2 separate regions of the Homo sapiens genome follow, and region 2 is linked to region 1. A link is a loop called in an ENCODE intact Hi-C map of the cell type or tissue named here. Cell type or tissue: PC-3. All regions are shown on one strand.

Region 1 (8,000 bases):
CTCAGTTCCTCAGACTCATAATTTAATTTTTAAAAATAATTTATAACAGTAGCTAAAGGTTACTGCTTGTTTTCTATGTGTAAGAACAGTACTACAAATTTGTCTAAGGTTACTTTATTTAATGCTTTTCAGTGCCTTATGAAGTGCTTGCTTTACAAAATGAGGCATTAAGGATTACAGAAGTTGACATATCTAAGGTCACAAAATTAAAAAGGGGTAGAGATGAGACTTGAGCCCATGATTTAATAGACATAAGACTCAGGATTCTAATTCAAGGTCAGGATCCTGAGACAATAAAAGTTAGCAATAAAATTTTTGATGGCTAGATATTTGGGAAGTAACTCAGAAACTAAGGAGCTGTTGGGACTACATGTAGAATGATGGGACAAAGAACTTGTGTCATACACACGCGACATGTGCGATGAGTGAGGGTTCAGTGCACAGTAGGTTCTTGCCCGCTGTTTGCATGCTGAACCTCAAGACTTTCCATGTAGGAAATAGGGTCACCTTTGGTTTTAGAGATGTGAAAAGCAACAAACTCAACATTCACATTTGGTCTGTCTTGAGAGCCTTACCATATGATAATAACAGCCAGATTTTTCTTAGAAAGTCGTTTGGCTGGAACTGTTCTTCCACTGGTAATCAGAAGATGGCACTGTGAAGTATAGTACAGTCATAACTGTTCTAGAATTAACTCATTCATAGACTGATACACTTGCCTCGAAATTTGTATCTAAAAAAAGTATATAATATGTACTAGATGATATATATAGTATACATATGGTATATATTATATATGGTATAGTATATATCATGTAGTATATAGATTATATATGTAATATATAATGTGTATATGTATTATGTAGTATATATTATATGCATATTTTAATAAATATATTACTCATAGACATCTTTCACTTTTCTGAATACTTATCCTTAAAAATATGGTTATATATAACATATTATATGTTATATACACAGAATATATAAATATATTCCGTAGTATATATTATATGCATATTTTAATAACTATTTTAAATATATTACTCATAGATACCTTGCATTTTTCTGAATACTTATCCTTGAAAGTAGGCTTATTTGGTAACACACTATCATTAGCTTGATTCCAGTAATCACTACAGTGTTTCCTCTATGTCTACCTTTCTCTCGAAGGAGCATAGACTTGCAAATTTAATAATGTATACATTTCCCCTATATATTCTTTTACTTGAGTGACATAACATTAAGTGAATTCTCAAAGACAGCTTTGACAGGTAGTGGGCAATGTGTGAGGGAGACATAATACCTGGCATTTTTATAGTGTTTTAATTTTAATTGTTATACATGCTCATAACTCCTCACAACATCTTATGTAGCAATTCATAATAACCTCATTTTATAGATGGAGAGAATTTTAGTAATGGCAGCCAGGTAGCTTAAACCCAGCGCTCTGAATTCCCCATTCACAACACCAAAGTTGCTTTGGAACCTTGAAAGTTGGGGTGCAAAGGAGGCAGAGTTACCCAATGGCTAGCTCTTATGTCTTAAAGAAAGAAAACGAAAGAGCAGAGTGTACTGAGGATTTAAATTGTGATGCTACCCATTTTTATATTTGGAAGATGAAGCCACAGGTACCAGCCTGGCAGGACTAAAGAAGATGGTGCCTATGCAATGTTTGGCATGTTTTGCCATATTGGCTTTGGTTCTATATTGTCTTGGGTACATTTCATAAGTTCCTGTAAGTACCTGCCTGCAACCCTTGCCACCTTAATCAGTTGAGATTCAGGTTTTTTGGAATGCGTCAGAAAATCCCAAATTACAATGCCTTAAACAAGATATAAATTTAGTTCTCTCACACATAAGTTATGTAACAGGTAGGAAATCCAGGGCTGGCTGGTTCTCCATGGCCAGCAAGTGGGCAAACAGCTGCATTCTAACTTTCATGGGCTTCAGTTACTTTAAACTTCATCAACCCTTACTCTGTTAAATATATATACGTATACCACATTTATATTATATAACATATTGTTTTGTGACTATGTTCATATAAAGAATAAAATATTAATATTATCTACTTCAAGCTAAAAATTCATTTTTAAAAATTCTAATTTTAAAAGAAATTTAAAATATTTGTGGGCCAAGAAAGTATTGTGGACCATTGGCCATTGACTCTGTGCTGCTGTGCCAAGTGGGTAAGTTAGCCATGTCAGTAATGACCCCAGCTCCTTCCAGCTTGTTGCTCTGTTGAGGTCTTTGCCCTCGTGATCCAAGGTGGCCACGAGAGTTCAAATCATCCTTCTAAATAGCAGCATGGAGGAAGGACACACTGCTTTCCTTTTATGAATACTCCCCATTTGCTAGTCTTAGTAGAGTAGCTGGTCCCATATAAAATGGAGCCTGGGACTTGTAGCCTTCTTACCTCTGCCATATATTCAGGTAAGAATATATTGGAAGCTCTGTCATACTGTCTGTGCCTTCCCTTCTGACTGTTTATGTAATTCTCTGCTATGTAAGTTGATTCAGTTGCTCCAAAGGAAGTTGTCTTTTTTGTGTATAGTAAGCCCTTATTTAATGCCATTCACAGATTTTTGGAAACCACAACTTACGTGAAATGATGTGTAGCAGGTTTCCTTCAAAGTCCTTTCTGATGTTGGTGACAAGAAATATCATTTTGTTATACATGACAATTTATGGTGATGTGAAAGCTGGTGTCTGTCGCTACAATTTTTTTAATTAATTAAAAAATAAAAAAAAATACAATGGCAAGATTTTGGATTAGAATCACTATTTCAGCTTACAGGGATGGTAAAAGTTTACATCAGTTGGATATTTGCTAGGAGATAGGGACAGATAGGGACAGAACTAGGGAATAGCACTAAAATAGGAGTATTCATAAGTAATAATCTTTATGTGACTAGATATTTACCAATGATAAAATAATATCAGTAAATGGTTAAACGTTGAACTTAGGGCGTGCTATCTGAGGTGACTACTTTAAAGGCAAAGTTCATATGTATTTTATGATTTATATTGTGGTTTAGACATATGAAGTACTTAACTATGTGCTTAAATATTTACTAAATGACTAATTCATACCTTTTGCTTTGTTGTTCTTTCTTGAACTTTTTCCGATGAGTGGAAAGAGAACACTTAAATAACGTGATATAGATGATTTTTAAAAATTTAAGTGAATTATGCTAAGTCTTAGCGAAGTGTCTCTTATTTAGGCTAACCTCAGAATTACACTGTGATAATATGCACTAGTATCCACATATATTTATGTTTGGATCTTATATTATCAGAGACTAGCATTTTCCAAAATTCTCTTCCTTAGAAGAAAGTATCTGTCAGGGGGAGAGTGAATAAAGAAAGTTGAAGGAGTTTCTCTGTATACTTTTGTCCAACTGGGAGAGGGATGCCATGATTATGATAACAGAGTGATTAATAGATGATGTATATTGGGCTGAACAGGGGAAGAAGTGAAACCAAGATGGTGCTGGAAGCAAAGGAAAAGGTGAAGGTGCTGAAGAATGTGGAATGTGGTGGTTGTCACAGGCTGAAAAAACAAATAGCGGTGGTGGTAGAATATTGGTAGTATAAACCTTAAGAACCATCTTAGAATTCTAACATTTCAGATCTCAGTGAGTCTTTAATATCTACTCCAAACCTTCATTTTTTTATAAATTGAGGCTCATAGATGCCAAATAACTTATCAAAGTGATACAAATATTTAATAGTACAAGTAAGACGTGGGAAAAAAGCAAATATAATAATACGTTACATATTTTATTGCTGAAGCAGCATCAGTCTTTCATAAAAATTGAGAGAACTTCATCATAATCATGAAGTTACCTAAGTATGTAAAGTTTTTCAGAAAAATGACAAATGAATAATTATGGTACTTTTTATTTCAAATATCTAAATCATTCTTAACACAAATTTCAATGTTAAAGGAATGATTTTACATTGTTGTTTGATCTCTAACACTTAATACGAAGTTCAACGTTACTTTTTGTATACTAAATATAGCTTGGCTTGTTGAAATAGGTCTTTTAATTCCTGAATTTAATGGTTATTTTTTTCTTTGTTTTTTTTTTTTTGGAGATGGAGTCTCACTCTGTTGCCCAGGCTGGAGTGCAGTGGCACGATCTCAGCTCACTGCAACCTCCGCCTCCTGGGTACAAGCAATTCTCCTGCCTCAGCCCCCCGAGTAGCTGGGACTGCAGGCACATGCTGCCACGCCCAGCTAATTTTGTTGCTGTTGTACTTTTATTAGAGACTGGGTTTCACCACGTTGCCCAGGCTGGTCTTGAACTCCTGACCTCAGGTGATCCACCCGCCTCGGCCTCCCAAAGTGTTGGGATCACAGGCGTGAGCCACCGCGCCCAGCAAATGATTTTTTTCTATATGACATAGTTTTCCTTTCAGTCTCTGTTTTTTAATTACTATTATTTTAAGAAAATAGATGGTATTGATGTTTTCAAATCATGTTTTCTTTCAAAACATGGAAACAAGCTAATATCACAAATTTCTCCTAAAAATAAAATAATTAAAATTGTATTTGCTGACATGCAAAATAGCTAAAAATTAAGTCCCCCTTGCCTGTTTTTGGATTCACAAAAGACTTGATCATATCTTAGCTAAAAACATCTATATTTGAAAGAAAAGCTACAGAGTCATATGATGGTTAGCCTTCATCCTTTAGCAGTCGTTGGTAAGGTTTTATTTCATTTTTACAATCAGCATCAAGAGAACGATATAGATGAGCTTTATCCTGGGATAATGACTATGTCTTAAACTATTTTCAGATATTATGAAAACATTAAAATATCAATAGCCACTTTAAAATTGTGTTGCTGTTTTGACTGTCTCCTTAAATAATTAGAAGGGTAAATATTCTTTTTGAATATTCTTAGGATCTATATAATACGTGACTCATATGGTTTTTCCTGTGTCTACTTTCTGACTGTCATTACTTATAGCTACAGTAAGTTGCAGGGCCATGCTTTGGGCACTATACTCTGATTCTAAAGCCTGGGGTGTGCCATGGAAAATCAGTCAATGAATTCCATTAATACCAAACAATCACTAAATGCTGGTAGAAATGAATACCTTACTCTTCTGGAAGATCACCACCTTTTGTCTCTCTTTGACCTTTCAGAGTCTGAATGTAGACAGTGTTTATCTCAAAGAAGTGATGAAAAGTTGACAGGCTGGGAAAATAAGAGTTGCCAAACAGAATGCTAATTGGAGGACCACGTAAGCATGGAACGGATTTAATGTTTTGAAGTGTCCAAGTGTAGTGCATTCTGCAAGCATAGTTAGGATTCCCTGGCTATGTTCTATAATAAGAAGCTGATCTGGCTGGGGATACAAGCAGACCTCTGGAAAATAAAATGTCTTAAAGATGAGTGGTACCCCTAAACAGTGCCCATAAACAGAAGCATGTGGCATATCCCTGGCATTCAGCAAGGGGCTGTGGAAGAGGAGTCTTGATTGGTGGGAGAGAAATCCTCCACTGAATGCAGAGAGTAACTAGTTGGTTGTGTGTGTGTGTGTTTTCTTTTCTGGCAATTAAAAATTTCAAGACAAAGTGGCAGAGAAAAAGAGAGAAAGAAATAGATGGTGATGATCAGTCTTTGGTTCCTCATCCATGGTGAAACTGAGAGCATTCTAGCATAAGAATGGTTTCAGAATAAGTAATTTGCTTTACAATTCAGTGATCCTGAACAAATAAACTGTATCCACATCTCAGAGCAGCTGAGAAGGAGAGCAGCCCTGAGGCATTACAGCACAGAATGAGGAAGGTATATTGTAGTATTAAGGGAAAACACATAATAAGATCGTGCCTCTCCTTCTATCAAGCCCACTTGTCAATGGAATGATTATAAATTTCACTTTGTGGGGAATTGCAGGGTACCATCGTCATACAGAACCAACTGAATGGATGTTCTTTGTTTATGTAAATAAACTTTGTTAACATAATTTTCTTAATTTATTAGTTTTTTTTCTTTTGATATTCCCAAGTGTGAGAAAAGAAGGTTATGACAACACAGCAATAAGATTACATGAATCTATTTATCAGGGCAATTGTTAAAAGAATTCTCCCCACTGGTGTTGAAGAAAGAAATATAGTAAGACTTAGTCCTTGAGGTGAGGGCTGTTCTGTAAAAGCGGCCTGGCTCAAGGAAAGCTAAATTCACAAAACTGCTGGTTGGTTCAGGATCAAGCTCTTTAGGGTAGGAGACTTTTTACATGACTTTAGGTCAGAGGTCCTAAAGAGGAGAGTAAATGAATTATTGTTAGTAAGACCAAAGGGTGTGGTGAACAATCGTTGTCATTGAAACCTCTGCTGATTTGAGCTCTTAATGCTTGCAAGTGAAGGACGCTAGAAGGTCTATTATTTACCATTTCCCCGATTTCAGGGCAGAGTTTAGAACCGGAAAGTTCATAATAACTTCTTGGAAATTAACTAAGTCCTCTGATGTAGGAGTTACACAATCATCTAGAATGTTATTTTTATTTTTTCCTGAGGCAGATTATAAAACCGTATACTGTGCCTAGCATGTGTGAGGTAAGAGGAGAGAAGTGGTATTCTAGGAATACTACACATCCTCTGTAACTTACTCTCTTCCTACAGAAGTTTAGTCTACTGAGCTGAAAGACCCCATCTGTAAATGACACTTTTTACAACCAGCAAGAGGGATAACTTGGCAATTGGTTGGTTTATAGCAATTAAGGATATATAAATTAATTCAATTAATATTCACAAAGAACTTGATATCTATCAGGGAATATGCCAGGAAATAATGTTAAGTGCTTGGGAGCCCAGATGCATTAAAGAAAATACATCCTTCATAGAAGGAGAGGGAGACAAAAAGTGCAAAGAGTAAAGTTTCCCAGCTCTGGGAATAGCTGTGTAAGGTGTCACAGAAGTAATGACTTTCCTATGGGTTTCAAAACGTAGACGGAACTTTTTAGCCAAAAATTTTTGCTTGGGAAAACAAATTCCAGGAAGAGAATAGCAATGTGAAAGGTGCTAAAATAAAATAATAATAATGACAGAACTAATCATAGGCTCTCCAGTAGTGAACAAGCACTGACTAATATGTATGTAAAAACAGCAGGCTCTGTGCATCAGGGTGGGTTTACCTCTGTGGTACAACCTGTGCTCCAGAGCTCCCCTAGGGACTGGGTAAAGCTATTCTGCTGGGACCACTTCCTTGCTGAATTTTTTGTCCTGTCATGTTTTTTTTCTTTCTTATGAAAGTTCTCATTTATCCCTGATAAATCAGCTTTCCAAAGGAGGCCCTGATTATGCTCTGCTTCTGTGAAAACTGACCTGAGACAGAGGCTGATCCACCTGGATTTGAATCCCCGTCTTCCACATGACTAGTTATGTGATTTTGGATGGGCTGTTGAAAATTTCTTATAGTAGATTTTTTTTTTCAGTTAAATTGGGAAAATAATCAATCTCGAAGACCTGTTTTGAAGATTAACAGATTAACAGATTTTAAAGACCTGACACTTACACTTGATTAATATATGTTACTTTTCTTTCCTGTTAATTTGTGGAAATGAATGTAAAACCTAAAATTATTTGTATGGAATTTGGATAGGTCTTATATGAATATGAAATTCTATGACCACTTGTCAATCTGAAATAATTGAAATAATCAGAATCCAGTTTTAATGAGTTTATTCAAGTAAAAATCTGGGAATAGCCACCCAGGTTACAGGGACTCCAGAGAAATGGGATAAGTGCTCCAAAGCTAAAAGTTAAAGTTGTGCTTACATAGGAAGAAAACAAAGACATATAACAGGATTACAACATTTTCTACACAAGGCTGATTTATGAGTAACAACATTTTAATTGGTTAAAGTTTGTTTTCTTTTTTGTGTGGCTGGTTTTCTTTACAATTTAAAAGTGTATATTTAACATTCCATCTTAAGACAATATGACAGCATGAAGTTTTTCTGTGAGAAAGGTAAGAGAGAAG
Region 2 (8,000 bases), 64 kb after region 1:
AGTTTATATACTTTTTTTTTGAACACAGAAGACATTTTACTCCAAAGACTCATTAGAGTTTGTTTTTGCCATGTCTAATTATGGAGTTCATTATTCTTTGTGTAAATATAGTACTACTCAAAGTAGAATGGAAAGGGAGAATTCTATTTCTAATGTGACAATGCACAAACCATGGACAGCCAATTTTCTTTTCACAGTTTATCACCACATATGTAAAACTACTCTGTGCAAGGATAGTGGCATACAAAAGCTGGAAACAAAACTGAGGGGTGAAGCCTGGAGACTGTGAGACAGCTTGATGTCTCTCTGCATCAGGGATTTTGGATTATAATATCCTCAGTGCCTAATCATTCGTAATTTAGACTGGGTAGTTCTTAAAAAGGTCTAATTGCTCATCCGCACAATAATTTTACTTTATCTAAAGACGAAATATTCTGTTTTCTGAAACTTGTACTGTGCAGAAAATTTTATTTTATTTTTCTGAGTAAAGAAGAAAAATCTGTTTTTTCATTCTGGATTCTGAGCGATTCAGTCCCAGAGATGCAACTGATCTTGAGAAATTCAAGCTTAGATATCACGTACAATTTTTATAAGTAGTTAATTCCAAATGAAAGGCTGTAATATTCTTTATTTGACTTCCAGCTGATATGTAAGCAGAAAACAGCATGAGACCATGATAGGTGGGTAAAAAATAAACAGATAAATGAAGGAAATTATTGTAAATAAAAGAGAAATTGTTTTTTCAAGCATGGTATTTAAAGCAGGAAGATACCAGAGTAACAAGCATTGGTATGTAGGAATAAAAGAGCATTCAAATCAACACCTCATATTTTGTAAATGCTCATTCTTTCACACTCCTCCAGCACCTAAGAGTCTCAAGTATGCTTCTTCGTGGTTCTTACAAGGATTGCAAAGCCAGTATATTAACTCAGAGCTTGTACATCACTGTCACCTGGATTTTCATTCCAGCTTTGCAAATTACTAGCTCTTTGCCCATTTCTAAACTTTTATTTAAAGTTTTAAAATGTCAATAATAATCAGGGCTTCCCAAAGTTTTCATGAGGATTACCTTTTAAAAAATGCATTTAAAGCACTTACTATAGAAAGAATACTGCAAATGGGTCCTCAGCAGCTATTATTATTATCTGGCAGTTGCATATTATTATACTAATAGGAATTCTAGGTTTCCTCCATATTTAGAGTAGTTAAATTCTGGTACTTTACATACTCAGTGCCCCATTAGCGTGCTCTGTTAGGATTAGGAATTTGAAAGTGTTGAGAATTTTCATTAAATAATTCAGCATAAAATAAAAGACACATGGTATAAACCATCTAAGACAAAATAATTTTTGCTTCCTTATGAATATTCCCAAGGATACATATTCACCAGGCCTAGAAACTTTAAAAAGCACACAGATTACCTGTTTCAGTCTTTTATTACACAAGAGAATCTTTTTTAAAAATGTAACTGAATTCTTGTTTTATTTTTTTTATTTTTTTAATTTTATTATTATTATACTTTAAGTTTTAGGGTACATGTGCACAACATGCAGGTTTGTTACATATGTATACATGTGCCATGTTGGTGTGCTGCACCCATTAACTCATCATTTAGCATTAGGTATATCTCCTAATGCTGTGTTTTAATTTGTGCTTGAGGTCTTTTATTTTTCTTTCCTTCTCTCTTTCGCTTCTCTCTCCTTTCTTTCCTTCCTCCCTCCTTTGTTTAATCCCTTCCTTCTTCCTTTCCTTTCTCTTTCTTTCCTTCCTTCTTCCTTCTTTCAATTTTCTTTCTTTCTTTCTTTTCTTTCTTTCTTTCTCTTTCTTCCTTCCTTTCTTTCTTTCTTTCTTTCTTTCTTTCTTTCTTTCTTTCTTTCTTTCTTGCTTTCTTTCTTTCTTTCTTTCTTTCCTTTCTTTCTTTCTTTTTCTTTTCCCTCCCTCCCTCCCTCCCTCCCTTGCTTCCTTCCTTTCCTCCCTCCCTCCCTCCTTCCTTCCTTCTTTTCTTCTTTCTTTCATCTCTCTCTCTCTCTCTGGTGTGTATGTATTTGTGTGTTAGTTAGTATATTTGTGTGAGTATGTATGTGACTTAGAAACTAAACAAACACTTTGCTATCCAGGAAAATCAATAATGCTAATAATGCAAAGAAAAATTGCACTGTTCAAGTTTAACATGCAAGGGAGACTTTATTTAAAACTACTACAATAGAGGAGAGATTGAACTGAACTCCCTCTAAAACAAAAGACAGGCATTTCTTGAGCACTGGGGTGAGTAAGTGAAAAAGTACTGGAGAATGTTAGCAGGGAGATTGGTCAATGTAGTTGGATAATATGTGTTTGTTAAAGTTATCCTATCCTCTCACAGAGACTGGGAGTTGGGGATTTTGTCTTTCTTGATCACTGCATTTCAAAACGATGGCTTCCAAATTATTTGGTAAAGACTTTGCTGAGTTGTAACATTGACTAGATACTGATAGAAAATTTATATCTTAAAAGGGAAGAGAAATAATTTAAAATTGCAAGTTTGTAAAGTAATCCTCTTAAGGGGAGATTAAGTGAATATAGTCAGAAAGAAACTGATGTAATGTTTAGTCAATTTGAGGGGAGAGTTGAGGTTGTCTTGGTCACTGCTTATAGATTACTCTTTGCAAAGTAAAACAACTTGAAACATTTCTGTCATTTCCTCATAAACTTTTCTTTCCATTATTCTCTCTTACCTTTTTAAGCTTCGACCATTTCAAATTTCAAGTCATTTTAAAATTCAGTTGACCAAATAGGAAACAAGATTTTATTAAAGGATGGCTATATTTAAAAAGAAAGAAAGAAAAAGGACAGAAGAAAAGAAGGAAGAGTAAATTTTCAGGGTGTTTTCTTAGTCCTTTCTAATTCTGCTTTTCTTATTGTCCATGAAGACTCTATGTGTTTCCTTCTTGATATCTTTGGTCAGTTATTGTTTCTTTTCCTATATTTGCCTGGTTGCTTCCCATGTTAGAGAACATTATTTGATCTGCATATTTTAGGTGAAATTATCTGGCATTTATAACAATAAGCTCACTTAATGTGACATCATTGCCATATTTCACTGGCTTGGTCTTGATGTATTTATTCATGCTATCAGCATAGATTTAGAATGATTCATGATTCCTATGATTCATGATTCCTGTGATATATTCTGCCAAATATTAGCAATTGCTATGTGTTTTTTTCTTTTTCAAACACTATTTTAAGCACTTTGGCTTGATAATCTATTTAATCCCTGAAGTCTTCAATGAAGCACATTCTGTTATTACTCATACACATGAGAAAATGAGACACTGAGATAAAAACATCACGTAGTTTTTTAATATGAGAGGCTGCATTCCAGATCAGGTTTCTTTTAACCATATTCCATGCTTCTAATCACGATACAACAACCACATCTTTGCTTACCAGCATTTTTGCCTTTCTCTCTTCTCTGCAATGCTGCATCCCTTTTTATTTCCTTCTATTTTCCTCCATTTTTTTCTCTGTAATGTTTTTCTCTTTCCCTGTAATACTCTAGAAGTTGGAGATTTAAAGTTCATTTGGACAGATAGCCTGCATTCAAATAATTGAAAATCTTCATCTTTATTTTAGCACAATGTCATATATGTTATTTGTTACATATGTATGTAACAAATTGAATCAATGAATGAAGTAAAGGAACCTATACTCCTATACTTTACCTAAAAGGGGTTTAATTCCTCTATTACATTTTTCTAATTTAAAAAATGGACACCTGGCATGGTGGCTCATGCCTGTAATCCCAGCACTTTGGGATGCAGAGGCAGGTGGATCACGAGGTCAGGAGTTCGAGAGCAGCCTGGCCAACATGGTGAAAACCCATCTCTACTAAAGATACAAAAAAATTAGCCAGGCATGATGGCATGTGCCTGTAACCCCAGCTATTCAGGAGGCTGAGGCAGGAGAATCACTTGAACCCAGGAGGTGAAGGTTGCAGTGAACCGAGATCATGCCATTGCACTCCAGCCTGGGCAACAGGGCGAGACTCCATCTCAAAAAAAAAAAAAAAAAAAAAAGGAAAAAATACTAACTTATCAAGCCATATTTGACACAGGTCAATTTTTTTCTATAATCTAAAAGGTTTACTTGATATTACAAAAGTTAACTTATATAGTTAGGAGAGGTAGGGAATGAGTAATCAACAAATTTGAGATTTTCTAAAGATTTGTTAAAGAAAAAACACGCGTACAGACAGTGCCGAATTGCCAATGCCAAACATTCTATTTTTGGAGGTAATTGACAAAGTGAAAATTAAAAAGTAGTTGTCCAAACAGACCAAGGATAGTAATTTTCTTTTATAATGAATTGTAGATAATTTTTAGAGTGTATATATAAAAATAGAGGAATGGGTAGAACAGTTGATATCAAAGGAAAAAGTGGTAAATGCACTTAACCACCAAATTACTTGTTATATATATGAAATTGTTTGACATATTAGATATGAGTATTGCAATCAACTTATTTTTAACTTCCATGGCTACTTATAAATATAATTGAAATAAATATAGTAATTTTTTAAAAGAATCGTATGTTCAATCAGAAGAAATTGATGGGACTGGTTAAAGAAAAACACCCTATAAGCAATGAATAGATGCTTTATCTTTTCACAGAACATTTAAGCATCCATGCTTTTGCTATTTATTTGCTTAAGTCATTTTTACTTAAATTTGCCTCTTGAAATCATTAACAATTTTACTATGGTGAATAGTATAATTAATTGTTTATCTGAAAAAAAAATCAGCTGGTGCCTAAAATGATAACACTTCTGCTCTTTTTCAGAGTTTTATACAAATTAAAGTGTTATTCATTTGTAAGTACGAATTCTTATATTACTCATATTTTTTTAAAATTATGACTTCATGAAAACTGTAGTATACCTTATTTAAAGGCAAACATTATTTTATATATTTTAAAATGAACAGATATGTTAATTTGGGGTTTTTCAAGGCTGCGGAATCAGACCAATTTCTAGAAAAAACAGTCCTTTCAAGCAAATGCATTCTGTGTTACTCCCAATATGCTAGAGGCATAACATGCCTTGTAAATTCTGTATTTCATGATTAGTTGTATTACTAGAGTTAGAAATAGAAGAAACATGCAACAATACAGGATTAAGGCTATCTTTGAATTAAATTATCAAGTATCTGAATGTTTACTTTGTTCTGTCAGATGTAAAATAAAAAGAGGAAAAAGAAAGAAAAAAAAGACCCTCACTTTTAAGTAACACATAAGAAGAAATAAATGTAAATTCTGTGACAGGCATTATAATAAGTAATTTACTTATATGTATATACATGTTTATTCTAATTTACCCCCACCCCAGATTTATGAACTAATGATTGCTATTACACCTACTTTATAGATAATGGAACTGAAATTCAGAGGTATTTTAATTCATGGTCATGCTGTGATTATACAGTTAGCGTATCAGAAATTGCAGTTACAAGTAAGAAACTTAAAAATTGATGGCTTTAACAAATGGGGTTTTATTTTGCTCAAATGATGAAAAGTCCGGAGAAAGTCATTTCAGGCCCACGATGATGGCTTCATGATGCCATCAGCGTTCTGTACTTCTTTGTTTCTAAGAGCTCAGCCATCGCTCAGCATGTGTTTTTATGCTCACAATAAAATCTTTCATACAATGTTTTCTTTCTAGACTGGGAGAAAGAAAATGGAAAAACTCAAACATAAATACTGTTATTTTACTCCTTAATTTTAAAAAGCTTTTTCAGCTTACTTTTTAATTTTAGGAAGCTTTTTAAAATTACTTATTTCTTGAGGAGTAAGAAACTTCTTAAAATTAAGGAGCTTCTTCTTAATTTTAAGAAGCTTTCTCAGAAATCCTAGGCAATAACTTCCTTTTACATCTTACTGTCCAGAAATATTTCATGTGGTTCATAATATACTTTTTGTTTTCATAATTTGCCACTAGCAACAGTATCATAATACTTTATGATAAAGAAAAATGTGAAAGTATATTATTCAGGTAACCAGAAATCTTATCCATAGTCATTAAGAGGCAAAGGTAGGATTTGAAACTTGGTTTGTCTAATTCCACATGCATGCATATGTTTATTGCAGCATCATCCACAATAGCAAAGATGTGGAGTCACCCTAGGTGCCCAGTGATGGTGGGCTGGATTAAAAAAAAAAAAATGGAAAAGAAACACACCCATGAAAAAGAAAGAAAATCATCCAGGTTTTCCTTTGCAGCAACATGGATGCAGCTGGAGGCCTTATCCTAAAAAAATTAATGCAGAAACAGAAAACCAAATACTGTATGTTCTCACTTATAAGTGGAAGCTAAATATCGGGTACTCACTGACATAGAGACAGAAACAATAGACTACTAGAAGGCAGAAGGAGGGAGGGGGACAAAGTTTTAAAAACTAACTATTGGGTACTATGCTCAGTACTTTGGTGACTGGATCAATCACACCTCAAACCTCAGCATCATGCAATATACCCAGGTAACAAACCTGCACATATACCCCTGAATCTAAAATAAAAGTTGACATTATTTAAAAAAGAAAGAAACTTGATTTGTCTGATTTCTAATCCAGAAATTGTAATCTTTATAGAAAAAATTTTCATTTTCTTGGTATATAGCACCATTTAAAACCTTAAATATAATTAATACCATAGAGTGCTTTATTAATGCTATATTAAATGTTTGATTACATAAGTTTGAAAAAGATGCATATTCATTAAATCAATAGGAATTAGAAAAATCTTGAAAATACATATAAATGTGTTGACACAGAGCATATAGAATATTTTAATTTCTTACTTGATTTTTATTTTCCTTTATAACTAAAACCCACAATGTATTTGCAATTAATTTAAACAATTAGTTTTAAAAAGTTATTAATTTTTCTTGAGTGAATTGCAATTTATTATAAATAGAACCTATTTTGAAACTTCAAGACTAGGAGATATATACACTATAGATATGAGACAGTTGACTTCAGGTTTTGGATAAAGTTAAATACTACTATAGCAATTTTTATTTCTGATGATTTCCATTCTTCTATTTTTATAGAGCATAGAAGCCCACCTCTGCACAATTGCAAAGGACAAAATTGTTGTAACTACTCAAATTGCTTATGGTTTCAACTTTTGATTCTTTGCTCTACAAATACCTATTCTATAAACCAATTTACTTGACTACTGATGTATAGTAGAAATAAAATAATTCTGTGATCATGATCATATGAATTGTAGTTCTTAATCCATGTCTGAAAGTCAATTGGTTCATATAATACATTGATTAGGTATATTGAGCAGTAGTTAAGTGTCATCTGGAAATGAGTTGGTAATTTACACAGAATACAAAGATATATACATTGCAAACCTTAAAAAATTATCAAATCATACATTATAATTCTTCATGTCCAATACTAACTGATGACATATTTTATACTAGGCAGTAGTCTTTTAACCTGATACTGTCTTTATCCCAGAAACTGCTGAAAATATTTGCTACAAAATACATCTAAGCAAGAACTATGGTAATTATACTATGTTCATGGAATTTACCTTAGTGATCAGTATGAAACAGGGATAAAATAAGTGTGAATGAATTAGTTAACAGATTTAGTAAAATGAATTGGTTAAAGACTATTTAAATATCCAGGTTTTTTTATGATTCTTAAAAGTAGTACAGGATATTCTAGTTGCTATTTTCTGTTTAATAGGATTAAGATATCCCTAGTTCCCTGATGTTTAATGATGTTACAATGTAATCCACAGATGTTTAGGCGCACATCTGCAAGTCTTTTTTTAATTCAGTTCTGGGAGACCAGTTAACTTACTGAAAAGGAACTTTAGATTTTATTACATTCTGGTGCTGTTTAAGGACATCATTGTTTAAATCCTTTCTAATTGTTTCAGAAGTTGTAGATCAGGCAATTAGAAATAAAACAGCTGTGTATCAGTTGCCTACAATACTGAAAAGGTTC

What was found. A loop is a pair of places that touch in the nucleus more often than their neighbours do. Peaks named below come from ENCODE experiments on the same cell type or tissue, not always from the same donor. Only the 100,000 strongest peaks of a DNase experiment are listed, where the experiment ranks them.
Region 2: it touches region 1 in a loop (7-fold over the local background); 2 of 110 quality-filtered maps call a loop at or near these places.

Annotation. Positions count from the first base shown.
Region 1 is chr11:24,508,667-24,516,666 of GRCh38, forward strand. The region is part of intron 1 of LUZP2 (leucine zipper protein 2); the gene reads left to right. Among named protein-coding and RNA genes, the nearest start is that of LUZP2, 16 kb to the left of the region's middle. In PC-3, a CTCF peak has its summit at 622 (motif pointing right); a DNase peak (open chromatin) is centred at 3,075; H3K4me3 peaks cover 473 bases; H3K27ac peaks cover 1,491 bases.
Region 2 is chr11:24,572,380-24,580,379 of GRCh38, forward strand. All of the region lies in intron 1 of LUZP2 (leucine zipper protein 2), which reads left to right. Among named protein-coding and RNA genes, the nearest start is that of LUZP2, 79 kb to the left of the region's middle. In PC-3, no CTCF peak of the experiment used is centred here; a DNase peak (open chromatin) is centred at 3,262; H3K27ac peaks cover 1,892 bases.